Regions from separate parts of the Homo sapiens genome. Here region 2 is linked to region 1. A link is an interaction called in ENCODE POLR2A ChIA-PET data of the cell type or tissue named here. Cell type or tissue: Panc1. All regions are shown on one strand. Links, peaks and the distances in the headings refer to the core of each region. The heading gives the core; the rest is flanking DNA. Region 1 overlaps TCF7L1 (transcription factor 7 like 1). Region 2 holds the start of VAMP8 (vesicle associated membrane protein 8).

Region 1 (14,673 bases), core at 4,003-12,002:
TGGCTGCAACGCCCAGGCTGGAGTCAGTGGCGCCATCTCAGCTCACTGCAGCCTCCGCCTCCCGGGTTCACGCCATTCTCCCACCTCAGCCTCCCAAGTAGCTGTGATTACAGGCACCTGTCATTACACCTGGCTAATTTTTGTGTTTTTAGTAGAGACAGGGTTTCACTATGTTGGCCAGGCTGGTCTCAAACTCCTGACCTCAAGTGATCTGCCTGCCTCAGCCTCCCAAAGTGCTGGGATTACAGGCGTGAGCCACCGCGCCCGGCTCTGTAACTTTTTTCTGAGCCATTTGCAAGTAAGTTGCAGGCGTAATGTCCCTTTACTTAAGGGGGCATAATTTGTTAGATTGCATCTCTGATACTATAGAGCATATTTGTGACTCTAAATAAGATGAAGGGACAAGATACGTTCTAAAAACAAGGACATTCGCCAAAGTGTAATTACTGAAATCGGGAAATTAACATAGAGACAGTACAATTGTCTCATCTATGGAACTTATTAAGATTTTGCCAGTTGTCTTACTGATAGATGTCTTTTGTAGAAGAGGAAAACATTTTTACTTTTATTTATTCATTTTTTTTGGCTTTAGGATGAGTTCAACATCACATCTTATGCTTAATTGTCTCTTAGTCTCCTTTAGTCTGGAAGTTCTTCGGCCTGTCTCTCATGTTCTTGACTCTTTTTTTTTTTTTTTGAGACGGAGTCTCGCTCTGTCGCCCGGGCTGGAGTGCAGTGAAGCGATCTCAGCTCACTGCAACCTCCACCTCCCGGGTTCACGCCGTTCTCCTGCCTCAGCCTCCTGAGTAGCTGAGACTACAGGCGCCCGCCACCACGCCTGGCTAATTATTTGTATTTTAGTAGAGACGGGATTTCACCGTGTTAGACAGGATGGTCTCGATCTCCTGACCTCGTGATCCACCCGCCTTGGCCTCCCAAAGTGCTGGTATTACAGGCGTGAGCCACCGCGCCCGGCCATGTTCTTGACTCTTTAAAGATTACAGGCCATTTATTTTGCAGAAGAACCTTGACTTTTTTTTTTTTTTCTGGTGTTTCTTCATGAGTAGCTTTAGGTTGTACATTTTGGGCAGGAAAGATAGGGTGTTCTTATTGTATCTCCTCAGGAACGTTATCTATTTTTCCCATTATAGGTGATACTAATTTTGTTTTCTTGGTTAAAATCATGTGTTCCAGCTTTCTCCAAGAAAGTTACTACTTTTCTTCTTTGTAATTAATCAGTACTTTATGGGACATACTTTGAGACTATGTAAATATCCCATTTCTCATCAAACCTTTACCCAATGGTTTTAGTGGCCATTGATGATTCTTGCCAGAAACAATTTCCACTGTGACAGTTGCCAAATTGATGATCAGTTTTTAAAAATTGACAGTGTAGGGCAGGAGCAATAATTTTTTCAGTTGCTAGATTGTTTCTGTGACACTATAGAACATATTTGTGCATACTAAATAAGGTGAAAGTATGAGATATCTTGGGGTCTCTCATTTTTAAAAAATAACAGGTTTATTTTCTCTGAAGCTTTTATAGTCTTTATTATGTCTGGATCAAAGATGATTTATCAAGAAACTATACTGCAAGATTTTGGAGTTTTTTCCTTACGAAATGTTGAGATAGCAAAGTTGACATTCTGCTCAGCATTTTTCATAGGATGTGAGTAACTTCCTAATTAGGTTTTTATCTTGATGACTCCTGTGGAGTTTTTCACAGTCTGGATTTTGCTAAGTGCAACCTCATGATATCTTTTAACATGTTGCTCTATCCACTGAAGTTCTTGAAAATTATTAGATTTAGATTTTTGGTCAAGATTCAGAGTGTTTCTCTCTCTCTCCCATTCCCTCTCTCCTTTTTTAACTTATTTTTGCAAGACTGCTTCATATAATAGATGTTGTTTTCCATCAGAGATACTGATTATCTCTCTGTGATGTCAGCAGCTACTAATTATCAGCACCCACATCCTTTACCTCATTTGCAGTTTCAAAATGGTGATAGTCTATTTGTATCATTCCCTTGTCTATCAGTTATAATATTTTTAAAAAGAGAAACTACCCCTCACCAACTCTTTAGTTACCTCAGATCAGAGGTCAGCAAACTAGAGTCTACAGGCTGAGACCAGTTTGCCACTTACTTTGATAAATAAAGTTTTATTAGAACACAGCTATATTCATGCATTTGCATATTGTTTAGGGCAGCTTTGGGGCACTACAAGGTGCCCAGTTAATTAGCTGTGATTGAAGCCATATGTGGCCCACCGAGCTGGAAAGATTTTCTGTCAGGCCCTTTGCAGTAAAAATTTGCTGACCCTTGTTTTAGATCATATGGGGAAAGCAATTTAAATGCCTCATTCTTTCCCTTTATATACCAGTTTCCTCCTGGTTTCATGGCACCCTGTAAAGGTGACCAATGAAGCTTAAAATATTATGAAATAGATTTAAACCTACTTAATGTCTTTCAATCCATTTGCAATTATTATCCTTATTGATACCCAAACTGTCCCATCTTTAGCCAGGGGGAGCCTCTTCAGGCTGGCTTCTGAGTCCTTGTGACACAATCCTGGTGGTCTTGGATGCTTCTCTGCTTACTGGTCTGGCAGGATACTCCAGCACACCTTGTACATTTCTTGTCCCAGGCCAGGAGCTGGCCATTTCTAGAAGAAGCTCTGTCTTCTTTTAGTGGAGAATGTTACTTACAGACCACTGTCTGAACCCTAGGGTTGCATATATAGCTACTAAAGGTTATTGTGTTTAATGTTATGAGTGCACTAAGCAGTTCTGTAGCGACTAGAGGTAGAATATAATATGCCTATTGTAATTTTAAAACAATAAGCATTTATTTGCTCTAAAAGGATATACCATTCTCTCTCTCTCTTTTTTTTTTTTTTTGAGACAGAGTCTCACTCTGTCACCGAGGCTGGAGTGCAGGGGCGCGATCTTGGCTCACTGCAACCCCAGCCTCCCAAGTTCAAGCAATTCTCCTGCCTCAGCCTCCCAAGTAGCTGAGATTACAGGCACGTGCCACCATGCCCGGCTAATTTTCGTAGTTTTAGTAGAGACAGGGTTTCACCATGTTGGCCAGGCTGGTCTTAAACTCTAGACCTCGGGTTATCTGCCCATCTCGGCCTCCCAAAGTGCTGGGATTACAGGTGTGAGCCACCACGTCCAGCCTAGTCTCTTTTTTTAAATGTACTCTTAATATTGGTGATTCTGTTCATCAATCCCCCTACTTAATAGTTGTATAATTTTACATGATAATTGCTTTCTACATAAAATTAATATTTTTCATGCTTATATTTTACTCTTTCAACAAAAAATAAGCATATATATATTTCTACCAACTGATACATTTCAAGAGATAAGGGTCACAAGGAGATTTTCACTCAAGTTGCACGTGGAATGTTTACCTGTTTTTGAAAGGGCATGCTCAGATAATGACAGCAGATTTGAACAATGCTTCGTTTCCTTAGTTCTCACATTGCTACATGGATGGGATATGTTGGTCACCTATGTGATTACATCATCATCAATCAGGCAGAAGTTCAGTCCTTCTGAAGATTCATGCTAAAGCTGGATAACAGATTTCCATTGACTAGTATAGGCTGAAGCCATACTTTGATGTATTCCCAGGATCTACCTCATAGTTGCAAAGATTAAATAAGGTTGCATATAAGCATGTAGAACAGTGCCTGGCACACACAGCAAGGGTTTTGTTAAGATAAACTCATTATCTGTTTTAGTGGTCCTGGGTTTCATGATCTTGCTAGCCTTTATAAATTTTTTTTTTTTTTTTTTTGAGATGGAGTCTTGCTCTGTCACCCAGGCTGGAGTACAGTGGCACGATCTTGGCTCATTGCAAGCTCCGCCTCCCGGGTTCACGCCATTCTCCTGCCTCAGCCTCCCAAGTAGCTGGGACTATAGGTGCCCACCACCACGCCCGGCTAATTTTTTGTATTTTTAGTAAAGATGGGATTTCACCGTGTTAGCCAGGTTGGTCTCGATCTCCTGACCTTGTGATCCACCCACCTCGGCCTCCCAAAGTCCTGGGATTACAGGCGTGAGCCACTGCACCCGGCTAGCCTCTATAAAATTTAATCTCTACACTGCACTATTCCTAGGACACTAACTTATGTTTAATTTTGGATTGCTAGTTTTCTAGAATACATATTCTTAAGTATGTTGGCTGTCATATTTCTCTTTTGATGATCATTGTCGCTAACACCATTCTTTGCACACAAAGTCTGCCTTCTTTCTGCATATGTGTGAATATCTGTTACTGTTGATTTACATTTCCCTCTTTTTTATGCACAGTATGTAATAAAATAAACAGCAAAAGCTGTCTTCCTCTTAGACATTTTAGGTTAACAAGGGAAATCATTGTTCACTTCGGGTATCTTTCCATGTGTAATTTTTGATAAGTTGATTACTGGTGGTTGTTCATTTTTATTTTGCTTTTTATGGAAGTTTTCTCAATTCGTCCCAGAATTGAGGCTGTACATCCTTTAAAAATAAATAAAGCCGAGGTCTGTGCTAGAGTTAGAACATTGAATCTGGCTCGCTGGTTTGTGCTATGGACTTTCCTTCATCTGTGTTACTGGGAGTATGTGAGCAGTTGTAGAGGCCATATCGTTTTATAGGCCTGTGCCAAGGAAAATACTTGAGAATTACATTAGCAACTCCAAGGTATTTTGGCTGCTCTGAGAGGACACATGATAGTTTTCCAGTTATATGAACAAGAGCTTTTGTTTTATACTGAAGTTTCTTATAGGCTATGAGAACAATAGTGCCTCTTTAAGTACTTCCCAGAGTAACATCCTTGGGATGTTATTAGGTAGAACGTGCTGGGCTTCATTTCTGCAGGACTTCTCAGGCCTTTAACATGCCAGTGAATCTCACAGAAGGGAGTGTATTATGCAGGATTCCTTGGGTTTGTTTGACCAAGGCTTTCCTTGTGTTTGGAATACTACCCCTCCACCTACTCCCCGTCACCCCATGCGTAAGTCTCACCTCATACTTCCCTGCCTCCCAGCCTTAGATGTGGTTTCCCTGCTGTAAGTTCTCAGCTCTCTGTACTTGAGCACATTTCACTGTCGGTAAATATGTGGCCTAATAATGATCTGATCCTCTGGATCTTAAACTCACTGAAGAAGGCAGGCAGTGGATTTGTTTTGTTCCTTCCCTCCTGTGTTCTCAGCACCAGATATAAGGAAGGCCGTCAAACAAGTATTTGCCGTCCAAGTGAGTGAGGCACCCATAGAACTTTTTTTTTTTTTGAGACAGTTTTGTTCTGTTGCTTAGGCCAGAGTGCGGTAGCACAATTTCAGCTCACTGCAACCTCTGCCTCCCGGGTTCAAGCAACTCTCCTGCCTCAGCCTTCTGAGTAGCTGGGACTACAGGTGCGTGCCACCATGCCTGGCTAATTTTTGTATTTTTAGTAAAGACGGGGTTTCACCATGTTGGCCAGGCTAGTCTCAAACTCCTGACCTTGTGATCCTCCTGCCCTGGCCTCCCAAAGTACTGGGATTACAGGTCTGAGGCACCACACCCAGCAGAACATTTTTTCTCCAAGTAGCATCTCATGGTGAGAGGTGAAGCCAGCTGGACTTCCTTGGTCGAATGGGTACTTGGAGAACTTTTCTGTCTTACGAGAGGTTTGTAAAATGCACCAATCAGCACTCTGTAAAATGGACCAATCAGCACTCTGTAAAATGGACCAATCAGCAGGACATGGGCGGGGACAAATAAGGGAATAAAAGCTGGCCACCCCAGCCAGCAGCAGCAGCAACGCTCTGTGGAAGCTTTGTTCTTTCGGTCTTCACAATAAATCTTGCTGCTGTTCACTCTTTGGGTCCGTGCCACCTTTAAGAGCTGTAACGCTCACTGTGAAGGTCCACAGCTTCATTCTTGAAGTCAGCGAGACCATGAACCCACTGGAAGGAACCAATTCTGGACACAGTGGGACTTGTGCTCCACAGAACCCACTTTGAGAACCATAGATTGGTCTATGGAACTGCTCTAGTCTTCGTACTTCATTTTCAAGTACAAATCACTAGAATACTATAGATCTTCATAATTCTAGTTAATTTACTTCATGTTTTCAGCTAACAGGGAACTGTTAACTAATTTAAAGATGAGGCTCAGCACTTGAAATAGATTGTCTTAGTGGCCCACAGAGAATCAGCCAGGATTAGGACGTTAATTTCCTGATACCTGTCCTAGGGCCAGTTACCCACCAGGCCCGTCTGCACCCCACTCTAACATTGTTAGTTACATAAATAGGAACCAGTGTTTTAGACTGTTGGGGGAGGGGGGAAATCAGATGCCCCTTTGTACACTAATTAACGCAGGCAGAACAAAAGGCCCAGCTTGGTTTTCAAGTTCAAGTTTGGCTCATATGTGGTCCTCAGTGAAGATTATGATCTTGAATAAATTAAAAACAAATGTTAAAGAAGTCATAATGAGGTAAAAAAAGGAGTTCAGGATTCTGGCCTTTAAAGACTCAGGGTAAACAGACTTCTCTTTAAAGCTGATGTTCACCTCCCCTCCTCCACTTTACCAGTCCCTCTTTGGAACTTCTGTGTTCCGTCTTCGTGATAATTGTTCATTTTTACTTCAGTGAGCCAAGTGGGTAGGTATGTACGTCTATGGTCTCATGTCGGTGAGCACAAGCCTCATTCACCAAGCTCTGCTGAACTAGGAAAATAGTACATTGAGAAGTCTGGTCAAATCCACTAAGTCAAAGGGATTTGCACATTTGGCAAAATGCCCTCTTCCTCAGGAATGACCACCGCAGCCTGCTGCCCCAGTCCAGCTTCAGCTTCCTTTTCCTCCAGGGTGCTCAAGGCGAGTGTTCAGGAAGGGAGCACACAGAATCCCCCTGTGTTCGTCTCCCCCAGGCCAAGTTCCCAGTACATTCTTGACCAGGGCAGACCAGATGTGGGGAGCTCTGGGGCCAGTGCGTTTATGCACTAAATGGGACTCTGTATGTATATGCCAAATTAAGTCTGCAGGCAGTCTTTACGAGCACAGTAACCGTTTTACAGATGTAAAGAAGCTCAAAAGTCCTGTGTATGTTTGTAGTCTCATTCCCTGTAAAGTTTCCATGAGCACATTTCAAGGCCTCTGTACACAGAAATTGAGTTCCTCTGCTCTCACCAGCTTACCTCTTCACTGTATCAAAGTTCGCATCTTATTATTCTGTGTGTGTATGTGTATACGCGCATGCATGCACATGTGTGCATGATGAATAAGTTCTCAGCTTGGGGCAGCATTGCTGCCCAGGAGACATTTGGCAATGCCTGGAGATATTTTGGTTAGAAATATTTTGGTTAGAAATATTTTGGTTAGACTTGGGTGGGGCTGGGGGCACATTCTACTAGCATCTAGAGGGTAAAGGTCAGGGATGTTGCTAACCATCTTACAATGCATAGGATGGTTCCTCACAACAAAGAATTATCTGGCCCCAAATGTCCATAGCCGAGGCTGAGAATCCCTGGTGTACATATACACATATTATATATACACACAAATAAAAACATATTCAGTATATATTTATTTACTGGAAGAGGCCTTAGAGACCCATTTGAATTTTAGTTATAGTTGAGGAAACTGAGGCTCAGAGAGGTGAACAGTGTTCCTAATGTCACAAAGCTCTTGAGAAGCATAGCAGGCCCAGAACTTGGGCTTCTGGCTTCTCTGAACAGTGCTTTTTGCAGTGATAATAGTTCTTTCCGAACTACTGCTAGATTGAGAACCCTCATTCTTTGGGTGTTCTCTGTGTCCCAGAGGAATATTGCATGCATTACTTTGTTTAGTCCTCAGAATGACCCTGCAAGTAGGAACTGGTTATTCATCCTTTACTCAAGAGGAAATCAAGGCCCAGAGAGGTCAAGATCCTTGCCTGAGGCCATTCAGCAAGCCTGGGGCAGGGACTGGCTTGGAAACCAGATTCACCCAGCCCCTGCCATGTGGCACCACCTCCCCCAGGGCCATGCTGACAGCTTGTGTAAGCCTGAGGGACAAGGCAGTGAAGATGCTGAACTGGGGACCCATGGGGTTCCTTCCAATAGTTGCATTCTGAAACTCCAGTTTGGAAATGGTTAATAATGCCTGAACCTTGTCCCTAAGAGGCCCTGAGCTATTGAACCCATGGGGTTTTCGGGTCTGCAGCCATTGCTTAGGAGGCCTCTGGGTGAAGAGCAAGAATGATGGTGGCCAATCTACCTGCAAGGACCAGGGGAGCTGGGTAGGGGCAGGATGGAGGGGCCCTGACTGGCTCTCCTGCCTTCCCCTCCCCTCCTCTCCCTCCTTCCCTCCTTAAGGGAGGTCTCGGGGTTAATGCGAGGTGAGGGGCAGTTAGTGGTAATTGTTCATCATTTGTGCAGATGGGGGCATGGCTTTTAGAGGTGCCTTCTGGGATGGAGAGAGCCTGGGAACTCAGAATGCTACATGGCGGACAGAGGAAAGCAGGCATTTCCAGGGAAGGAGGAAGGACTGGAGTTGCTCCTGGGAAGGTCAGCTTTACAGACTCCTGGCCATAGTGGTGTAAGGTGCTAGCTGAGTGGGCAGAAGGCGGGGCAGGGGCTAGGAGAGCTGACAGCAAGTGTGGTGCATGGCCCTCAACGTCCACCCCAGTCTAGTCCAGGACTCCTGCTCTGGCTTCTGCAGCCAAACCCAAACGGACTGGTAAATGACTTCATTTAACTTCCCGTGCCCACCAGCATGGCACTTTAGAACATAGGAGACCCAGTCCCCTCTGGGAGTCCTCTCTCTCCCCTCTCCTTTTGGGTCTGGTGTCCAGGAGACCATGCACATGACTCCGTGTGAAGCTGAAGCCAGTCCAGAACTCCGAGGCCCAAACCCCTGCAGGCTGTCTTAGTGCTTATTCAATGTATTTTGTCTTGGGGTGATATGAGCCTGTTTAAAAATAATGTCTGCCCAAACTCTTGCCTGAGAGAGGTTGGGGGCAGAAAGAAAGCTCACATTTGAGTCCTAAGAAAAGTCATTGTGTCTCTATTGCCAAAATCATGATAGCTCAGGTCAGGTTAGTTTCGGAGGTGTGATAAAGTTTTTATCTCTTTTGGAAAAAAACTCCCGGGATTTTCTATCGTGGACATATCTTTCATCTACATGTCCAGCTTTAAGAAAATGTGATTATGCCTCTCTGTAAGTGGATAATTGAGCAGAACAGCATGCTAATTTCTCTCTGTCAGGCCTTGGTTGAAGGCCGGCCCTTTGGAGGTGGTCCAGGCCCTGTGGCCACAGCTCACCTACTGAAGGGCCTCCTGGTACTGCCACAAGCTGGGACCCAGCCACACTTTCTGTTTGTCCTCGGAAGGTTTGCTCCACCCTAAGGTAGATCTCTGTTACTGAAGAATGTGTCTTTAAATCTACCTGCATTTCCATGTCTGGTTACAAATTGTCTTAACCCCAGGCAAGTTGCTGTCTCAGAGTTGGCTGCGAGGATGTTGAAGCATAACCCGGCTTTGTGGTAGAGGAGGGCTTTGTAGCACCGTGGACAGTGCGGTTCAGCCTTCGATCAATAAATAGAAGCAGGCTCCAGCTTCAGGAAAAGGGGAGTCTTGGACCGAGAGAGATTGGCGTTTGAGACAGGAAACACTTCCTGGTGTTCCTGCAGTGTCTGCGGCTTCTTCCCAGCCTTTTAGGCCTTTCCTAGGGTTTACAGACCACCCCTCGAGCCTGTGTTCTCCTCCTGATGGTGCCCAGGCGCCCGGGGCTCCCTGGGCAGACCATTCACTTCGGGAACCTGGTCTCCTGCTCAGCCTGCAGCTTCTGTAGGTTTAGCTGTCTGTTGGTTGCTCTGGGCTACTCAGGGACCAGTTGTGCAGGCACTGTCCTCTTTTGGCCTTTCTTCCGGCCTTACCAAGTTGTGGTGGTTGTCTGCATGCCCAGTGAAACCTTCTGCAGAAAGGACCAGGAAGGGCACACATTGGCTGCCTGCACTTGGGAAGATCTGAGGGAATGTGAAAGGAAACAGGTTGGCAGTTCCTGGTGCCTTCCAGACCAGTGCCTGCCCTCTCCTTTGCTTGTGGTACTGGCCCTTTGACCTACTGGAGATGGGAGAAGCCCCAGAGAAATTCAAGATCGCCTTCAGGCTTCCTTGACCCAAGGCCTGTGGGAAGGCTTGCGCCCTGGGATGCTTAGGGTGAAGTGTAACATCTGGCCTTCTCCAAGTCCCTCTCACAGCAGGCCTGGCCTGACATCCTGCCGGCCTTGCTGGTTTCCTTCTGCCCTTCACAAAGTCCCTCCTTGCTGGCTTTCTCGTGTGCCAGGGGGACCCAGCTTCCTCCACAAGCGTCTCTGTTGCTTCCCCCTTTGTTTGGCCCCCTCCTGTCCCCAGGCTCCCTGACCGATGCCCACTGGCTCTGTAGGTTTCACAGGCACCTGGGACACTGTCACATGGTGGGGGAGTTCACGCCATGTCCCATCTCCAGCCAGTGCTTTTCTCACTCTACCTAAAGGCTTTTTTCCTTTCAAAAATTTTAAATTAGCATACAGAAAGATTGAGTCTTTGGGTATACAGTTTACGAGTTTTAACACATGTACAGATTCATGTAACCACTGCTATAGTTCCAAATTCCTAAAATCTCCTGTGCCACCCCTTTGTAGTCATGCCTCCTTCCCCCTGGCAGCCACTGCTCTGTTCTCCAACACTCCAACAGAGATTTGTTGGCCGCATTGTGTGCATCTTCTGAGAAATGTCCTTGGTACCTTCTGATGTAGGATAAAGACATGCAAATCACCTCCACTCTCCTGTAGCCTCCCATCTTCCTTGGGATCACAGGCATGTGTCACCACGCCCAGCAAATTTTCGTATTTTTAGTAGAGATGGGGTTTCACCATGTTGGCCAGGCTGGTCTCGAACTCCTGACCTCAGGTGATCAGCCCACCTCAGCCTCCCAAAGTGCCGGGATTGCAGGTGTGAGCTACTGCGCTCGGCCTTATTTTTTGAAGTCTTGGTACACCTTTTTTTAAAAAAAGAAGCAGGCTGGGTGCAGTGGCTCACACCTGTAATCCTAGCACTTTCGGAGGCCGAGGTGGGAGGCTCCTTGCTTGAGCCCAGGAGTTCCAGACCAGTCTGAGCAACAGGGCGAAACCCCATCTCTACAAAAAATACAAAAATTAGCCAGGTGTGGTAGCAAGCCCCTGTCCCAACTACTCAGGAGGCCGAGGTGGGAGGATCACTTTAGCTTGGGAAGCAGAGGTTGCAGTGAGCCTAGATGCGCCACTGCACTCCAGCCTGGGGGACAGAGCAGGACTCTGTCTCAAAAAGAAAAGAAAAAAGAAGCCGCTTAGTTTTGTTCCAGAAGATCATTTGCAATCATCAATGAGAACCCGCACATCATTCCTGTTTAATTGGTGTAAAACAGGGGTGGCTGTCGGGGTCTGTCCGTGTGGAGGAATGAGGACCACAGTCCACTGGCCCACAGGTACATGCATGCCCTTAGTGGGCCGACTTCTGGGAATACACCAGCATCCGTAGAGCTAAGGATTTACCGTATGCCTTGTCCTCAGAAAAATCGCTTCCCCTGCCCATGTCGCCCTGATTACTGTAACAGCTTCAACGCATGAACCAGATTGTTCTCATTTAATGAAGTGTTGACTCTGGAGTCTCCAGGATAACTTGCAGTTGCCCAATTTCCTGGTGAATTTTCAGGTTCTCTAGTGGTTTGGAGACATGAATGAACTCAGGAATTTTTTAAGGTAAATAAAGTCTATGAAGTGTGATTTACTTTCTTGGTTTTTGGCGCCTGAACTTGAAGTGATGGGCCCTAGCTAGAGGGGCATGGAAGTCAGTCTGAAGGCTGCAGTTATCTTTGCAGCAGGGAGAAGCTGGGCTCTGAGCTGTGAGCAAGGGAGGTGCTTCGGGGCCGGTGGAGCTGCTTCACTGAGCTGGGAGCTCTCCTGCCCTCCCCGGGCTTGCTTCCCCTGCCTCCTGGGATGGGGATGGCTGGCCTCAGAGGAAGGGAAAGATTGCTGTTGGCAGAGGATGAACTCACCCCTGCGGTGTTGGTCTTTGGTCTGGGGAGCCAGGTTAACACGTGAAGCTCAAGGAGCACAGAAGTCCCTGTTTCTATCTTTGTGCAGTTTTGGTCCAGGGTAAAAGGATGAGAGTGCCTTTCCACACTGTGGCCTGCGGGTTTGTGGTGATTAACTTGTGGTGGGGCCTGCACTCTAGGGTCATCCACTTGGTCAGGTTGGTGCCAGGATGCTGGCCTGAGAGCAGGAGCCAGGGCTGGAAGCAGGGCTGGGCGTGGCTGGGTCTTTCGAGGCAGAGCTCAGAGGCTTGTGGTGATCAAACAGAGCCGGAGGGGGAGCCAGGGGAACAGTCCCACATGGGAAACAGAGGCTGAGGGTCTAGCGAGGCAGGCCCAGCAAGGCAAGCCAGGTGTTGGGCCACAGGCCTGGTGGTCTGCCCTCAAGATAGAGGTTTGGAGAGCAGTGCCCTGAAGTTCCCCCAAAAGTTGAGATTTAAAAAAAAAAAAATCAGAATACACATGCCTGGCTGGGTGTGGTGATGCATGCCTGTAGTCCCAGCTACTCTGGAGGCTGAGGCAGGAGGGTTGCTTGAGCCCAGGAGTTTGAGGCTGCAGTGAAGTATGATTACGCCACTGCACCCCACCCTGAGCAACAGAGGGAGACCCTTCTCTCTCAAAAAAAATAAATAAATAATTTTAAAAAAAGAAAGTCCGCATGCCTGACTTCTGTGCCCAGAATCTCTGGACATGGGGCCCTGGAACATACATTTATTCAAAGCTCACTTTTAAAAGTTGGTACACAGGTAGGGTGGCCACAGTGGGATCCCAGGCTGCTCTGTGGATCCAGGTAGAAGGCAGCCCCTGCTGGAAGGTCAGGCACTACTTTACCCAAGCCAGGCCACCCCTTATTAAACACCAGCTTCACTCGAGCAGTGGTTCCCAAATTTTCTTGGTCTGTGAAGACGTATTTTCTCTATTTTTAGCCAAACAGAATGATTTTAGTCCATCATGGGTCAAACCTTCTGATATTCTTTAGTCCCCATGGAAGACATTCTTGTTTCTCCTTTAAGACCATCTCTGGGGTCACCTTCGGTTGCCTTGGGGGTGTTTGAGCCTCTGCCGCAGGGACACTGATAAGGACATGAGTTGTGGTACGCCCCGTTTTGTGTAGCAGCTGTCAGTTTGTTTCTGGAATGAGACTGAGCTTCTAGAAGTCTGGGCATTTGGTTCTGGTTCACCTTTGAGCTGCTGGCACGGAGGAGCTTTGTAACACAAGCTTACTGAATTGATGTTTTAGTGAAAGGGAGAAAAGTCCTTTTCAGCTCCCTTTTTCCCACCATTCCCCGCTGTTCATCCGAATTACTCATCCACACATAGCCAGTAAAGGGCGCCGTAGACTGAACCTGTAGGAAACCAGACTCCAGGCAGCCCCAGAGCACACTCCCCAGAACCACTAAAATAAACACAAAATGCACTCTCGCCGGATTCTGAGAAGGAAAGGCCCTCCAAGGTCGTAGGGTCCAGTGGCTCTCAACCCTGGCTGCACATTTGAATCATCTGGGGAGCTTTTTAGAAATGGTCATGCCCAGCCTCCACCCACAAAGATTTTGATTCAACTGGTCTGGGGTGGGGCTCAGGCTTTGCTGGAATTTTCTAAAAGCTCCCCAGGGGCTTCTAATATGCAGCCAAGTTTGCAAACCACTGCTCTAGTTGAAAGCTCCTCACTGAATATCTGAATGAAAGGATTAAACAGATCCCTGCCTAGTGAGGTATTGGCCCCCCTCCCCCATAAGACCATGGGCTGGTGGTAGAGTTGCCAGCAGTTCTTTCCTGGATTCCCTATGCCCCTCCATCACCCAGTCACATCATCCAACAGACCTACCTCGGACCATCCCTCCTGCCCGACCAGAAGCAGACTCCGAACAGAATCTAATTTCAGATCGATCAGTGGGCAAACATAAAGGATGTGATAAGCTCCAAAGTAAGATTTCCTTGTTTCAGGCCATACGTTTGATTTTGAATGTTGTATTTTTGTATTAATTTGTTAGGGCTGCCATAACAAAGTACCGCATGCTAGGAGGCTTAAACAACAGAAAGAGTCATTGTCTCACAGCTCTGGAGGCTGGAAGTCTGAGATCAAGGTGTCGGCAGGGTTGGTTCCCTCTGAGGCTGTGCGGGAGGGATCTGCTCCAGGCCTCTCTCCTTGGCTTGTAGGGGGCTGCCTTCTCCCTGTGTATTCAAACAGTCTTCCCTCTGTGGATGTCTGTCTCTGTTCCTGCTTTTTATAAGGATAGCAGTCCAATTGGATTAGGGCTTACTGTAATGACCTCATTTAACTTGATTATCTCCTTATGTGGAGACAGGGTCTCCACATAGTACACATACATAGTACACCCTGTCTCCACATAAGGTCACCGTCTGAGATGTACTGGGGGTTAGGACTCCAACATAACTTTTTTTGTTGGGGGTGTATGAGGGGGATTCAATTCAACCCATAACAAATATCTTCCAAGCCGGCCACTTTGACTGCAGCCTTTAACGGGTAGCTGCATATTTTTTTTTCTTTACACCCACTCTCACCCTCAAATTGCTCAAAACACCGGAGCCCAGGGCTGGTTGCCTGTCAGCGTTCAGCACGAACCTGCCCACTGACTGGCGTCTGCTC
Region 2 (14,673 bases), core at 2,477-10,476, 420 kb after region 1:
CCTCAACCCACCAGATACTAGTAGCACCCCTACCCCCAGCTATAACAACCAAAAATGTCTCCAGACATTGTGAAAAGACCCCTGAAAGGTAAAATAACCCCTCTGAGAAACACTGCTCTAAAACAGAGTGGTTCTCTTCAGAAGTCGGAAGAAAGATTGCCAACGGGCCGGGCATGGTGGCTCATGCCTGTAATCACAGCACTTTGGGAGGCCGAGGCGGGCGAATTGCAAGGTCAGGAGATCAAGACCATCCTGGCTAACACGGTGAAACCCTGTCTCTACTAAAAATACAAAAAATTAGTTGGGCGTGGTGGCACATGCCTGTAGTCCCAGCTGTTCAGGAGGCTGAGGCAGGAGAATCGCTTGAATTCGGGAGGTGGAGGTGGCAGTGAGCCGAGATAGTGCCACTGCCCTCCAGCCTGGGTGACAGAGCAAGACTCCATCTCAAAAAAAAAAAAAAAAGAAGAAAAGAAAAAGATGGCCAAGGGCAGAATCTCTGTGTTCTAGGGGCACATTCAGAGAGGAAGAGGGCACATTAGGAGACAGGTGGGATGGCCAGCAGCATAACAGGCTACAGAGAGAAGGTTTGGAGACAGAAATGAACCTTGGCAGTGGTGAGAACTTCATGATCCTTCAGGAATCAGGTTCAGTTGAGCCTCCTGAATGTACCTTTTCCTTGTTCTCCAGCTTTTTTCCTCTGAGATATAGGAGTAAACTGCCCACCTGGGGCATAAATCAGAAGACTGGGATATATGCCAAGGGTTATGTACCTGAAAGTTTGCTTGGTTGCCTTTTCAGGTGGTAATATTCCCTTTCTCTTAGTTTCTCATTCAGTTTTCTCCATTAGTGTCCTTTTTCTCTTTTCTTTCTTTCTTTCTTTCTTTTTTTTTTTTTTTGACGGGGTTTCGCTCTTGTTGCCCAGGCTGGAGTGCAATGGCACAATCTTGGCTCACCACAAACTTCACCTCCCCGGTTCAAGCGATTCTCCTGCCTCAGCCTCCCTAGTAGCTGGGATTAGAGGAATGTGCCACCACGCCCAGCTAATTTTTTGTTTTTAGTAGAGACAAGGTTTCACCATGTTGGCTAGGCTGGTCTTAAACTCCTGACCTCAGGTGATCCACTTGCCTTGGCCTCCCAAAGTGCTGGGATTACAGGTGTGAGCCCCTGTGCCCCGCCTTTTTTTTTTTTTTTTTTTTTTGAGATGGGGTCTGGCTCTGGCTCTGTGAACCAGGTTGGAGTGCAGTAGGGCACGATCTCAGCTCACTGCAGCCTCCGCCTCCAAGCCTCAAGCAATCCTCCCACCTCAGCCTCCCGAAGTAGCTGGGACTACAGGTGTGGTCACCATGCCTAGTTAATCTTTACATTTTCAGTAGAGACGGGGTTATGCGGTATTGGCCAGGCTGGTCTCTAACTCTTGGTCTCAAGTGATCCGCCCGCTGCAGCCTCCCAAAGTACTGGGATTACAGGCATGAACCACTGCACCCAGCCTATTCTTAATCCTATTTTGCAAATGAAGTGACTTGCCCAAAACTGCACAGCCAGGGGTAGTAGTGTAGAAGAGCAGGAGGTCAGATGTCACCCTAGTCTTTTTATCACACAGGGAATTGCTAGGAAGCTGGGGCTTTATCCTGGAGGCAGGGTGGAGCATATTTAAATATCTGTTTTGGGAAGATAGCAATCAGCCACAGAGGAGTAGATGAGAAAAGAAAGGTGAGTTTAGAGGGGATTGGAATTGTTCAGGGAAGAGATCATGCTGGCATTAACTAGGAGGAAGGGGCTGGCATTAACTAGGAGGAAGGGGCTGGCATGGAAAGGAGGAGGTGTATATGAGAGGCACAACCAAGAATAAACCAAGATTTGGCCCATTGCTTCTTGGGCTACAACTCCTATAACCAAGCAGTTCAGCAGTTTTTCCTTACAAAGTCACTTCACTGAATATATATATATATATTATGTTTGAGGCTGGGGCGGTGGCTTACACCTGTAATCCCAGTGATTTGGGAGGCCGAGGTGGGCAGATCACTTGAGGTCAGGAGTTCGAGACCAGCCTGCCCAACATAGTGAAACCTCGTCTCTACTAAAAATACAAAAATTAGCTGAGCATGGTGGCGCATGTGCCTGTATTCCCAGCTACTTGGGAGGCTGAGGCAGGAGAATCACTTGAACCCAGGAGGCAGAGGTTGCAGTGAGCCGAGATTGCGCCACTACACTCCAGCCTGGGCAACAAGAGCAAAACTCCTTCTCAAAAAACAGAAAAAGAAAAAAGAAAAAGACAGGGTCTCACTATGTTGCTCAGGCTAGTCTCGAAATCCCAGGCTCAAGCAATCCTCTCACCTCAGCCTCCCAAAGTGCTGGGATTACAGGTGTGAGCCACTGCACCTGGTCTACTGAATTTTTTGAGTGCTAAGCACAGATGATGAGGTAACTGAGGCTTAGAGTTGTTATGCAAGTTTGTCCCAGGTCATGTAAATATTAAGGTATGGATCAGCCACCATGCCCAGTGATAAGCCACATTACAATATGTATTTTAACATTTTTCACTAATCACATAATTTACATTTTTCTACTGGCCAAATTTTAAAAGTAAGAGAAACAGGGCTGGATGCAGTAGCTCATGCCTGTAATGCTAACACTTTAGGAGGCTGAGGCAGGAGGATCACTTGAAACCAGGAATTTGAGGTTACAATGAACTATGATTGTGACACTGTACTCCAGCCTGGGTGACAGTGAGACCCTGTCTCAAAAAAAATAAATAAATAAATAAAAATGAATTTTAAAAAATAAAGAAACAGGTGAAATTATTATTATTATTATTTTTTTTTTTTGGAGACAGTCTCACTCTGTTACTCAGGCTGGAGTGCAGTGGCGCCATCACGGCTCACTGCAACCTCTGCTTCCCAGGTTCAAGTGATTCTCTTGCCTCAGCCTCCCGAGTAGCTGGGATTACAGGCAAGCGCCACCACGTCCAGCTAATTTTTGTATTTTTAGTAGAGACGGAGTTTCACCATGTTGGCCAGGCTGGTCTCAATCTCCTGACCTCATGATCGGCCTGCCTCAGCCTCTCAAAGTGCTGGGATTATAGGTGTGAGCCACCATCCCCGGCTGAAATTAATTTTATTTATTTTATTAATCTTTTATTTAACTCAATATATCCAAACATTATTTCGCCACATAATCAATATATAAAATTATTATTATTATCATTATTAGTGACAGGGTCTATCTCTGTCTCCCAGGCTGGAGTGCAGTGGCACTATCATAGCTCACTGATGTCTCACACCCCTGGGCTCAAGTGATCCTTCTGTGCTAGCTCTCCAAGCAGCTAGGACTATGGACATGCACCACTATGCCTGGCTAATTTTATTTTATTATTTATTTATTATTGGTTTTTTTTTTTGAGATAGAGTCTCACTCTTGTTGCCCAGGCTGGAGTGCAATGGTGTGATATCGGCTCACTGCAGCCTCCACCTCCCGGGTTCAAGCAATTCTCCTGCCTCAGCCTCCCGAGTAGCTAGGATTACAGGCATGCGCCACCATGCCTGGCTAATTTTGTATTTTTAGTAAAGATGGGTTTTCTCCATGTTGGTCAAGAGCTGGTCTCGAACTCCCGACCTCAGGTGATCTGCCCATCTCGGCCTCTCAAAGTGCTGGGATTACAGGCGTGAGCCACGGTGCCCAGCCAATTTTATTTTTTTAATTTTACTTTATTTTTATTTTATTATTATTATTATTATTATTATTACTTGAGACAGAGTCTCACTCTGTCGCCCAGGCTGAATTGCAACGGTGTGATCTCGGCTTACTGCAACCTCCGCCTCCAAGGTTCAAGCGACTCTCCTGCCTCAGCCTTCCGAGTAGTTGGGAATACAGGTGCCCACCACCATGCCCAGCTAGTTTTTGTATTTTTAGTAGAGATGGGGTTTCGACATGTTGATCAGGCTGGTGTCAAACTTCTGACCTCAGGTGATCCACTGCCTCGGCCTCCCAAAGGGCTGGGATTACAGGCATGAGCCACTGTGTCCAACAGTTTTATTTTTTTATAGAGACAGTGTCTTGATATGTTGTTGCCCAGGCTTATATATAATATTTGCTGAGCATGGTGGGTTATGCCTATAATCCCAGCACTTTGGGAGGCTGAGGTGGGAGAATCACTTGAGGTTTGGAGTTTGAGACCAGTTTGGACAACACAGCAAGACACTGTCTCCAAAAAAAAAAAAAAATTAACTGGACATGGTGGCCCTTGCCTGTAGTCCCAGCTAACTGGGGAGGATGAGGTGAGAAGATTGCTTGAGCCCAGGAGTTCAAGGCTGCAGTGAGCTTGAACACACTGCACTGTACTCTAGCCTGGATGACAGAGTGGGACCCTGCCTCTAAAAAAAAAAAAAAAAAGCTACAGGGGTCCGAAGTTTGTTTAAAGCTTTTAAAAAGGCATTTGTGGCCGGGCGCGGTGGCTCACGCCTGTAATCCCAGCACTTTGGGAGGCCAAGGCGGGCGGATCACCTGAGAGGTCAGGAGTTCGAGACCACCCTGACTAACATGGTAAGACCCTGTCTCTACTAAAAATACAAAAAAATTAGCCGTGCCTGGTGGCATGCACCTGTAGTCCCAGCTACTAGGGAGGCTGAAGCAGGAAAATCGCTTGAACCTGGGAGGCAGAGGCTGCAGTGAGCCGAGATAGCGCCATTGCACTCCAACCTGGGCAACAAGAGAGAAACATCTCAAAAAAAAAAAAAATTATTTGTGTCTGGATGTGGTGGCTCACACCTATGATCCCAACACTTTGGGAAGCTGAGGAGGGAGGATTACTTGAGAACAGGAGTTTGAGACCAGCCTGGGCAACATGGTAAGACCCCCATCTCTACAAAAAGTTTTAAAATAAATTAGCCAGACATGGCGGTTCGCACCTGTAGTTTCAGTTACTGGGGAGGCTGAGGCAGGACGATCGCTGTAGCCCAGGAGTTCAAGGCTGCAGGGTGCTACGATCATGCCACTGGACTCTAGCCTGGGTGACAGAGGGAGACTATCTCAAGAAAACAAAACAAAATAAACAAACAAAAAAAGTGTTTGTTGGAGAAGCTGACATTTCCTCCTTGGAACTGATTTCTTCTGGAATGGGTCAAGAATGTTCGTTCCCTTCTGAATGTCCCTGTTATTGTTCTTCTGTCTTGATAAACACTGTCAAGGAAGATCAGATTTTCTCTGGCCTGGAGCCAGGTTAGTGGAAAAATCCTTTGCCTTGGGCCCCCTGCTCTGGTTCACTGGGGCAGTCCTCTGATCACTGACTGGGATCAATTACCTCTGCGGTAGCCCCTAAAGGGAAATGCAGAATTGCTGAACTCTGGAAGGGAAGGAGAGGTTTGGTGAGCCATCATTATAGACACTGTGCTAGTGGCATTGCACTGCACATGCTATCTTTTTGCTTCTTTTTTTTTTTTTTTTTTTGAGGCAGAGTCTTGCTCTTGTCACCCAGGCTGGAGTGCAATGGCATGATCTCAGCTCACTGCAATCTCTGTCTCCCGGGTTCAAGCAATTCTCCTGCCTCAGCCTCCTGAGTAGCTGGGATTATAGGCAACTGCCACCACGCCTGTTTATTATTTTGTATTTTTAGTAGAGACAGGGTTTCGCCATGTTGGCCAGGCTGGTCTTTAACTCCTGACCTTGTGATCTGCCCGCCTCGGCCTCCCAAAGTGCTGGGATTACAGGCGTGAGCCACCACGCCCGGCCTCTTTTTGCTTCTTACCAGCACCATCTGAGCTAAGCATCAGCACCTGCAAACTCCACAGAGGTGAAAAGTTTCCCTGAGGGGCCTGTAACTAGTAACCCAGAACTTTCTGAATCAGAGCCCAGGATCACAGTATTCCAGACTTCAGGGATTTTAGTGCTTTCTGCCACCCAGGGACCTGGGAACAAGTGTTATCCAGCAATACATTTTCATAACTGCATTTTGTTTCCCTGTGAGCTAGGCCTGGCATGGTTGATCTCAGTCTCTAGAAACTGGAGTCAGATATTCAAGACATTACAAGGAGATGGCTGGTGGGGCATCATGGCTCCTAGGACTTTGGGAGGTTGAGGTGGGAGGATCGCCTGAGCCCAGGAGTTTGAGACCAGCCTGGGCAACATGGTGAGAACTCGTCTCTATTTAAAAAAAAAAAAAAAAAAAAAAAGGCTGCCCTTTCTAGATCAGGAGGTCCAGCCTCTGGAAACCTCGGAGGGCTGCTTGATCTTTCTTTTCTAATTCCTGACAAGTTAGAAGACCTTTGGCTTCTGAGAACCCTATTACTTTAAGTTTAAGCTCTTGTTTGGGAAGCCACTGGGAGGACAGTGAAGAATGCCCGCCTACCTGGGGAAACCTGAGTTAGGTGTGGCTGGAGCGACTCGAGATGCGAGGTGGGCGGGGGCAGGCTGAAAGTTGGAGCAAGCAGGAAGTGAACTGAGGGCCACCCTGGGAGGAAGCCGACTAGGCGAATTCACTTACTGACCGGCCTGGGCTGCTCTGAGACATGGTGAGCCAACTGGGAACTAGGAAAGGGCTGGTTTAAAGAGGAGCCAGAGGGGGCTTGGGACTGGGGGTTGGCTGTGTCGGGGGAGGAGAGTTGGTGGCAAAGTTAGAGGGCTGGGCCAGTGCTGCTATGGCCTCTCTTCTTTGACAACTTGGCTGCAAATAGCTCTGAGCTGTCCTGGCAGGTGTTTCTACTCCTTCTCCCTCCCTCCCCTGACCTCTGTGCTGGTGGGGAGCTGGGCTTCCGTGCCAGCGCCGATGGGGGCTCCGAATTCCAGGCAAAGAGTTGTTGTGCCTTCCTCCTCCAGGGAGCCCGAGGCGGGTGTTGTGACACCACACCAGGCAGCGCCTGGGCAGTTCCCAGTTCAGATTCCAGCCCAGCGGCAGAAGCTCTCCTCTCCGGCCTTTCACTTTATCCCCACACAGAAACACAAAGGATTTGTGTGTCCACTGAGTCCTTTGGGTGTCCTTTCTCCATTAACATGGAGAAGAGAACTAAAGGTTTATAAGAGAACCAGAAGTTGGTTCTCTGTGATAATGTAGTTCTGACCCATGCCACTGGCCTATTTTTGGAGGTCAAGCGGGGAGGAGCTAAATACTATTTTTCTCTCCTTGTTCAAAAACCTTGTCATGAAGCCTCCGAGATGAGACATCAGCCAGGGAGGACTAGTCCTCCATTTCCCCCAACACCCAGGCGGGTATTTTTATTTAATATCTGCATAAGCAGGCGGTTGCTTGGTGCCTGCACGTGTCGCCCAGTGGTGGGGAAAGCAGAAGTGTGTGGCTCAACGGCTCCAGGCGCCTTCTGGGATACTTGGTTGCCTGTTGTTCTGGGTCACAGCAATGGCATTGCGGCCAGGGCCGTGCTCCGGCAGCTGGCTTAGAGGGACAGATGGGTGGGGCTGGGTGAGGGTGTTCTGCTGGCCAGCACAGACACTTTCAACCAGGGTCCCAAGAAATCAGGAAAGGGGGGTGGCTCTGGGAATTGTAAATAGTGGCGGGCTCTGCTCTGGAAGGGAACATTGTGAGATGCTGGCCCTGCTGTATTCTACGGCCCTCTCTAGGGAGCAAGGAAGCAGTGGGGAGGGATTTAGTGATGTGCTGCTTTTCCTTGTCAGGGGCCCTAATAACCCCAAAAGAAGTTTGATCTAGTCTGTTCAGCATCACATCTCACCTTCTGGGGCTTACAAATGCATTTATTTTTGATTACAGAAGTAATACATGAAAACATTCTCTTTGTAAACATTTCAAGCATTTTACAAAAAGCTTAAGTCTGCCTGAGGCCTTACCCTCCCCAGATCTCTGAGCCCAAGTCTCCAGTTCCCCCACCACTTGGTCTAATTAACCCCGTGTTGCCGCACAGGAGGAAGCCAGTGAAGGTGGAGGAAATGATCGTGTGCGGAACCTGCAAAGTGAGGTGGAGGGAGTTAAGAATATTATGACCCAGAATGTGGAGCGGATCCTGGCCCGGGGGGAAAACTTGGAACATCTCCGCAACAAGACAGAGGATCTGGAAGCCACAGTGAGACAGGGAGCCCACTGGGGGCTGGAGGAAAACAGGGAGGGAGGGAATTTCTTTTTGGTGGGGCAAAATGGACAGGAGGGCCAGAAGTTTGACATTTCTGTTGCCTTTCACCTGGTTTGGGAGCTGATGTGAGCTGAGTCTCCACTTCTGAATCTGCTCTGCTCCACAGATTGTTATGGATCCCAGGGAATGGATCCCATGACTGGGGCTTGAGGTGGCAGCTCGCCCATAGAGGCATGTTCTGAGACCGAAAGCTCAGTCAGCCCATGCATTCTCAGGCTTCTCTCCCGGGAAACTTGTTTTCCCTTTGAAGCCTGCCCATGACAATCATCTGGGTCTGACCTTCCCAGGGCAGAAATATTGGCTCTGAGGAAACCCCCGCTGTGGCCTCTAGCCTTCTCTAGGAGCTGTTAGACAAGGGGTGGGAAATTGCTGGCGTCTTGCTGAGTAGGCTTTAAAAAGAAGGGGGAAAGAGCAGTGAAATGCTTTGATCCCAGGGTCCCCTGCTAGATGAAGGCTAAAATAATATCTCCCACACATCTTGCTAGACCTCATTCTTCTCTCTCTCCAGCCAGGGGCTGAGGCCAGCTGTTTCAGGGAGGAAGTAACTCCAAAGTTGAGCAAAGTCTGGAGCCTCAAGTTCTGTGTTCAGCGGGGAGGCTGGCTCTGGCTTTCTGAGTCCTGTGTGAACTCTTGGCTCTTGGGTATTGCTCCCTTGTCTCCCTGGGGCTCATTGCCTGTTTCTGTAGCTTAATTGTAGCTTAATTTGGGGAGCATGGCCCCGGGAATTTTTTTTTTTTTTTTAGACAGAGCCTCACTCTGTTGCCCAGGTTAGAGTGAGTGCAATCTTGGCTCACTGCAAACTTCACCTCCTGGGTTCAAACGATTCTCGTGCCTCAGCCTCCTGAGTAGCTGGGATTACAGTGTGCACCCCCACACCTGGCTAATTTTTTGTATTTTTAGTAGAGACGAAGTTTTGCCTTGTTGGCCAGGGTGGTCTTGACCTCCTGACCTCAGGTGATCCACCTGCCTTGGCCTCTCAAAGTGCTGGGATTACAGACTTGAGCCACCATGTCTGGACAAGCCCCAGGAAATTTAGTGTCTATAACTTGAATTGCTGGGCATGGGGAAGAGTGGGTGGAGGAGGAGGAGTTCCCTTACTTCCAACCCTCTATCCTGTCCTGGTCCCTCCTCCAGCCTCAGCAGTCCCGATGGGGCAAGGAGTCCTGGAGCTGCGAGATGTGCCCACCTGGAGCCTGCACCCCTCAGTCCCAGGGTCTGCCCTCCCAAGGGCAGATTTTGCTGCCAGTGTTGTACCCTTGGGTGTAAGCAGGTGTCGAGGACCCCTCAGTGTGCAGGGGTAAGAAGAGAAAGGGGACCCCTAGTCATATCTAGGTGGAGACCTCCTAGGATCCTGAGAATTCTAAATTTCAACCCGGCCTTCCAGATTTTTAGGAAGGTACATTTGTCAAGGTAGGCAGATACAGCATTTTTTTTTTTTTTTTTTTTTTTTTGAGATGGAGTCTTGCTTTGTTACCCAGGCTGGAGTGCAATGGCGCAATCTCGGCTCACTGCAACCTCCGCCTCCCAGGTTCAAGTGATTCTCCTGCCTTAGCCTCCTAAGTAGCTGGGATTACAGGCGTCTGCCACCACACCCGGCTAATTTTCTTGTATTTTTAGTAGAGAGGGGGTTTCACAATGTTGGCTAGGCTGGTCGCGAACTACTGACCTCAGGTGATCCACCAACCTCGGCCTCCCAAAGTGCTGGGATTACAGGCGTGAACCACCGCACCCGGCCAGAGCATCTTTTATTTAGCAGTTTGTTACCTCAGCTTACAGTGTCAGTATTAAGATGTATGGCTTGAGCTGAACGTGGTGGCATGTGCCTGTAGTCCCAGCACTAGGGAGGCTGAGGTGGGAGGATTGCTTGAGCCCTGGAGATGGAAGCTGCAGTGAGCTGAGATTGTGCCACTGCACTCCAGCCTGGGTGACACAGCCAGACACTGTCTCAAAAAACAAACAAACAAGGCCAGGCGTGGTGGCTTACGCCTGTAATCCCAGCACTTTGGGAGGCCAAGGCGAGTGGATCACCTGAGGTCAGGAGTTCAAGACCAGCCTGGCCAACATGGTGAAACCTCCTCTCTACTAAAAATACAAAAGTTAGCTGGGCGTGGTGGTGGGCACCTGTAATCCCAGCTACTCAGTAGGCTGAGGCAGGAGAATCAATTGAACCCAGGAGGTGGAGGCAGCAGTGAGCCAAGATCGAGCCACTGCCTGAGTGACAGAGCGAGACTCCATCTCAAAAAAAAAAAAAAAGTATGGCCTGTGGGCTGCACTTGTACTCTTATAATCTTGTTCCAGTGGGAGGAGCCACTGGGTCACTCACTCTGCCTTTTCCCCAACAGTCTGAGCACTTCAAGACGACATCGCAGAAGGTGGCTCGAAAATTCTGGTGGAAGAACGTGAAGATGATTGTCCTTATCTGCGTGATTGTTTTTATCATCATCCTCTTCATTGTGCTCTTTGCCACTGGTGCCTTCTCTTAAGTAACAGGGAACCTCTCCCACCTGCCCTTCTCTTCAGGGACAACCCTCCATAAATGTGTGCCAAGAGGGTCTCCTTTCCTGTCTTCCTCTACAGAGAATGCTGCTCGGTCCTCCTACCCCTCTTCCCGAGGCCCTGCTGCCATGTTGTATGCCCCAGAAGGTACCTTGGTCCCCCGGAAGGAGAGAAAAAAGAGAGATGGACTGTGGCTGCATTTCTTGGGTCCTTAGAGTGGGCTGGAGAGACCTAGAGGGCCCAGCATGTGGCTGGGAAACTGTTGGTGGCCAGTGGGTAATAAAGACCTTTCAGTATCCCTATATGTGTGAGGCACTTTCTCTCTTCCCATTTTGCCTTTGGCTTTTCTATTTCTTTTCTTCCTGAGGATACCTTCTGGCTAAAATTCTCTCATCTGAGGTCCAAGTTGTTGGAAGGGCAAAGAGTATATGTTTGGAGAAGAAAGTTGGAGCCCCCACCCTGTCTTTATTCCTCCCAGTTCCATTCATTGTCACAGGTCTCAAGAACAAGAATTTTCTGGGAGTCTTGGCATATGGAAAGTTCAAAACCTTCATAGCATTTTGGGGTGGTATGCAAGATTTTTAAGTGTTCCCATTGGGTCCTGCCATGGCCCTGTAGTACTCTTCTTCTGGAATTGTTAGCTGAGGCATGAAGCTGGTTGAAATCCTCCTGCCTCTTCCACCAGAGCCATCTCTCTTCAACGACCCTGTAGTCTAGAGCCGAGGGGTGGAGGAAATGGACTGCTATTCCTTTCCTTGTGCTTCTGCATGTTTTATTTGTCTTTTCTCTGTCCTTGTCTTCTGGGACTTAGCAAGGCCTCTGGGTCTCAGTTGTCCTGAGGGGGCAAGCATCTCTCCTTGGCATCCCATGGCTGGGCACAGTCAGTCAGTCAGTGTCACAGGACAGGGCCAATGGCTCTTCTTCCCCTCTGTGCACAATAAGCCTTTCTGTCTTCAGGCCCCCCTCCTCCCTACCAGGTTCCACCATCACTGTCACTTTTTCCAGTGCCCAGTCCGCCTTGGTTTGCAGGGAGGGTTCTTGCTATCTCTGTTCCTGTTTCCTCCACAGGCTTTCCAGAATTGGAAACAACCTGTTGTCAGGAAGAAGGGGAAGGGTTGAGAGTCAGGGTTTGGGACCAGATTGGCAAGTCAGGCTCTGGAAGAATCATGCTCTGAAATTTGGGGAGGGAGGAGGAAAGGTCAGAAAAGACCCTTGTGATATTTTTATTTTTATTTTTTCAGAGATAGGATCCCACTTTGTTGCCCAGACTGGAGTGCAGTGGTGTGATCATGGCTCACTGCAACCTCCATCTCCTGGGCTTAAGAGATCTTCCTGCTTCAGCCTCCCCTGTAGCTGGGACCACAGGTGTGTGCTACCACACCTGGCTAATTTTTGTATTTTTTGTAGAGACATGGTCTCACTGTGTTGCCCAGGCTGGTCTCAAACTCCTGGGCTCAAGCAATCCTACCACCTTGGCCTCCCAAAGTGCTGGGATTACAAGTGTGAGCCACTGTGCCCAGGCTTGGGGTAGTCTTTGCTACAACATGTTAATCCTCTCTCTCCTGGATTCAAGGTGTAAGGAACTGAAGTGAAGCTTCTGCCTTGGGACCCAGGCTGTCCAAGGTGGGGGTGAGTGTCTGTGAAACCCTCTTGGTCTGGGACTTCTGTATTCACAGAGGCTCAGCCCCAGAGAGGGAAACTTTCAATTCTGTTGGTCAAGAGAGGCCTCACTTGAGGGACCAGGCCCAGTGGCTCACACCTGTAATCCCAACACTTTGGAAACCTGAGGCAGAAGAACTGCTTGAGGCCAGGAGTTCGAGACCAGCCTGGTCAACATAGTGAGACCCTGTCTCTCTCAAAAAAAAAAAACAAACAAACAAAAAAAAAAAAACGAGGGACCTTATTTTAAGATGTCCGAGGCAGCTTGGAGTAGTGGAGAACAGGTAGCTGGTGGTTTCTCTGTAGCAGTGAGAGGACAGGATGGGTAGATTCGGCTCAGGAAGGCTCTGAAGTGGTAGTAGATACACCAGCCTCCCCCATCCTCTGACTGAGGAGCAAGTGCATGGCGGGTGCATGACAGCACAGAGCTGCACTTGCCCTCATGGTGAGGAAAGACATACAGAAAGGCTAGAGCTAGTACTTTGCCCATGTGGGGCTGCTTTCTTTTTGAATAGAGGTGAAAGTCACACAATGTACAGTTTGTTATTTTAAAGTGTACAGATCAGTGACATGTATTCAGAATGTTGTGCAACCACCACTTGTCTTTAGTTTCAAAACTTTTTGGGTGCCTGTTTTTGGTTCTGGGTGAGATGCACTCACCAGGGTGATAAAGACCCTGCCTGGCTTGTTCATGGCGTCTCCAGGACCTAGTATGGTGCCTGACCGTGGCACTCATAGGGTGTTTGTTGAGTGAATGAATGATGCCTTTTCAGCTGAACTCGAGCTAGAAGACTCCAGGGCTCACTCCACTGTGCCCATTCCACAGATCCGGCCCCGAGGTGTGCCCGTTCACCAGGCAGAGGTGTCATCCGAATTCAGGCTCCTGGGGCCCGGGAGGGTCCGACTCTACGGACCCAGGTCGCTGTGGCCCATCGCTTTCGATTTGACTTGGTTTCTGTCGCCACTCGCGGAAGGCGCGCCCCCCGCCCTCGCTCGGCGGCCCGCCCCGCCCCGCCCCTGCTCTTCCTCCGGGGCCGCTGGCACTGCGGCCGCTCCGCAGGCAGAGAAGCCGGGAGCGGGCGAGGCGGCGGCGGCAGCAGCGATGGTGAGGGCCCAGGCGGGGCCGGCCAGCCCTGCGACGGGCAGAGGGCGAGTGGCGAGGGTGGGAGAGAGGAGTCCAAAGTCCGCGGGCTGGGGCCTCCCCTGGGGCCCACGAGGGCCAGACCTGAGGCGGTGACCACTGCTGGAGCAGGACGGGGCGGACCCTCCACTCCCTGCGCGCCGCATGGGAGAGAAATGCGTGAGCCCCGTCCTGGCTGCACCGCGCAGAGCGAGCGGGACTCGGGCTCCCCATTCTCCTGAAGCAAAGCGGTTAAGAGCACCGACTTTGGAGTCGGACTCCGGGCTGGGATCCCAGCTCTGTGACCCGGGACAAGTCACTTAACCTCCCTGAGCCTCCTTTTCCGCGTCTGTGAAGTGGGGTCAGTAATACCTGCCTTGTTGGGTCCTTGCGAGGTTAAAGGAGCCACAGTGGCAGAGACCCGCCTGGCACTCAGAACCCACTGCTAAGAAGTGGTAGGAAATGTAACGACCTCGTCAGCCCTTTCCGCAGCTGTGAGGAGCCAAGCCTGGCTCAGGAGTTGGAAACTTGAGCAGATGGGGTGGCAGAGGCCATTCCAGCCCCATGGCAGGGTGTTGGAGGGCGAACTCCTCCCCTAGAGAAAGAGAAAGGGAGATGTTTACTCTGAAAGTTCCACTGAAGTTATCAGTGTATGGCACAGGCCTGACTCCCTGCTAACCTCTACCTAGTGACACATTCCTGAGTTGAGTCATCCCCACTCCTGCTGCAGATCCTGGCCTTTGTCCTCACTTGCCATCTCCAAGGCAAAGATGTCAGGAACAGCTGGTGCCAGTTTCTCCCTTTCCCTAGGGCTCCTGGGAAAATGGACTGGGCAGGAAGTAGGCTTGGTGCTTTAAGATTTTGCCTTGGAGAAACTGACAGAGGTGTGATGGATGTGGCCTGGCTAGGGGTCAATGCCTGGATGGCCTTATCTCCAGGGAACTTGGAGGCAGGAAGAGGAAGTGGGGCAGGAAGGTAGCACTGAGCTCTGAGGCCAGGCCAGGAAGCTGAGGAAGGCTCTGAGAATAGGGCAGAGCCCAGAGCCCACTTAAGGGTGTGCAGGGCAAGGGGTCAGGCAGGGGTAGGGGTGGGCTTCAGCCGGCCCTTAGCTCTTTGGGAGAAGCTCCTGAAGTGAAGGCTGAAGGCAGGATATTTTATTGGGGGAGGAGGATACTGGGAAACCTGGGGATTCTCACGGGTACATTTGAGGCAGTCTGTGGAGGAGAGGCTGGGGAGGTCGCTCCTCCACCCATCCATCTCCTAGCCTCTTCCTGTTTCTTCTTTCACTCTTGCCCCTTTAGCGCTTTCCTT

The links. ChIA-PET counts read pairs that join two places held together with the same protein. Peaks named below come from ENCODE experiments on the same cell type or tissue, not always from the same donor. Only the 100,000 strongest peaks of a DNase experiment are listed, where the experiment ranks them.
Region 2: POLR2A ChIA-PET joins it to region 1 with 25 read pairs; 3 of 35 experiments call an interaction of 5 or more read pairs at or near these places.

What each region holds. Positions count from the first base shown.
Region 1 is chr2:85,149,555-85,164,227 of GRCh38, forward strand. All of the region lies in intron 3 of TCF7L1 (transcription factor 7 like 1), which reads left to right. Among named protein-coding and RNA genes, the nearest start is that of TCF7L1, 23 kb to the left of the region's middle. RefSeq lists enhancers at 9,924-10,514, 13,356-13,855. In Panc1, for the core only: no CTCF peak of the experiment used is centred there; no DNase peak of the experiment used is centred there.
Region 2 is chr2:85,571,147-85,585,819 of GRCh38, forward strand. VAMP8 (vesicle associated membrane protein 8) reads left to right here and starts at 6,440. Exons shown (of 3, transcript NM_003761.5): 1 at 6,440-6,503; 2 at 7,863-8,021; 3 at 10,430-10,885. The coding sequence starts at 6,501. The coding sequence ends at 10,570. It overlaps VAMP5 (vesicle associated membrane protein 5), which reads left to right and starts at 13,285. Exons shown (of 3, transcript NM_006634.3): 1 at 13,285-13,347. The coding sequence starts at 13,345. RefSeq lists enhancers at 6,292-6,571, 7,332-7,471, 7,732-7,871, 8,508-9,161, 9,162-9,816 and 2 more and a silencer at 13,207-13,556. In Panc1, for the core only: no CTCF peak of the experiment used is centred there; no DNase peak of the experiment used is centred there; H3K4me3 peaks cover 2,712 bases; H3K27ac peaks cover 3,615 bases.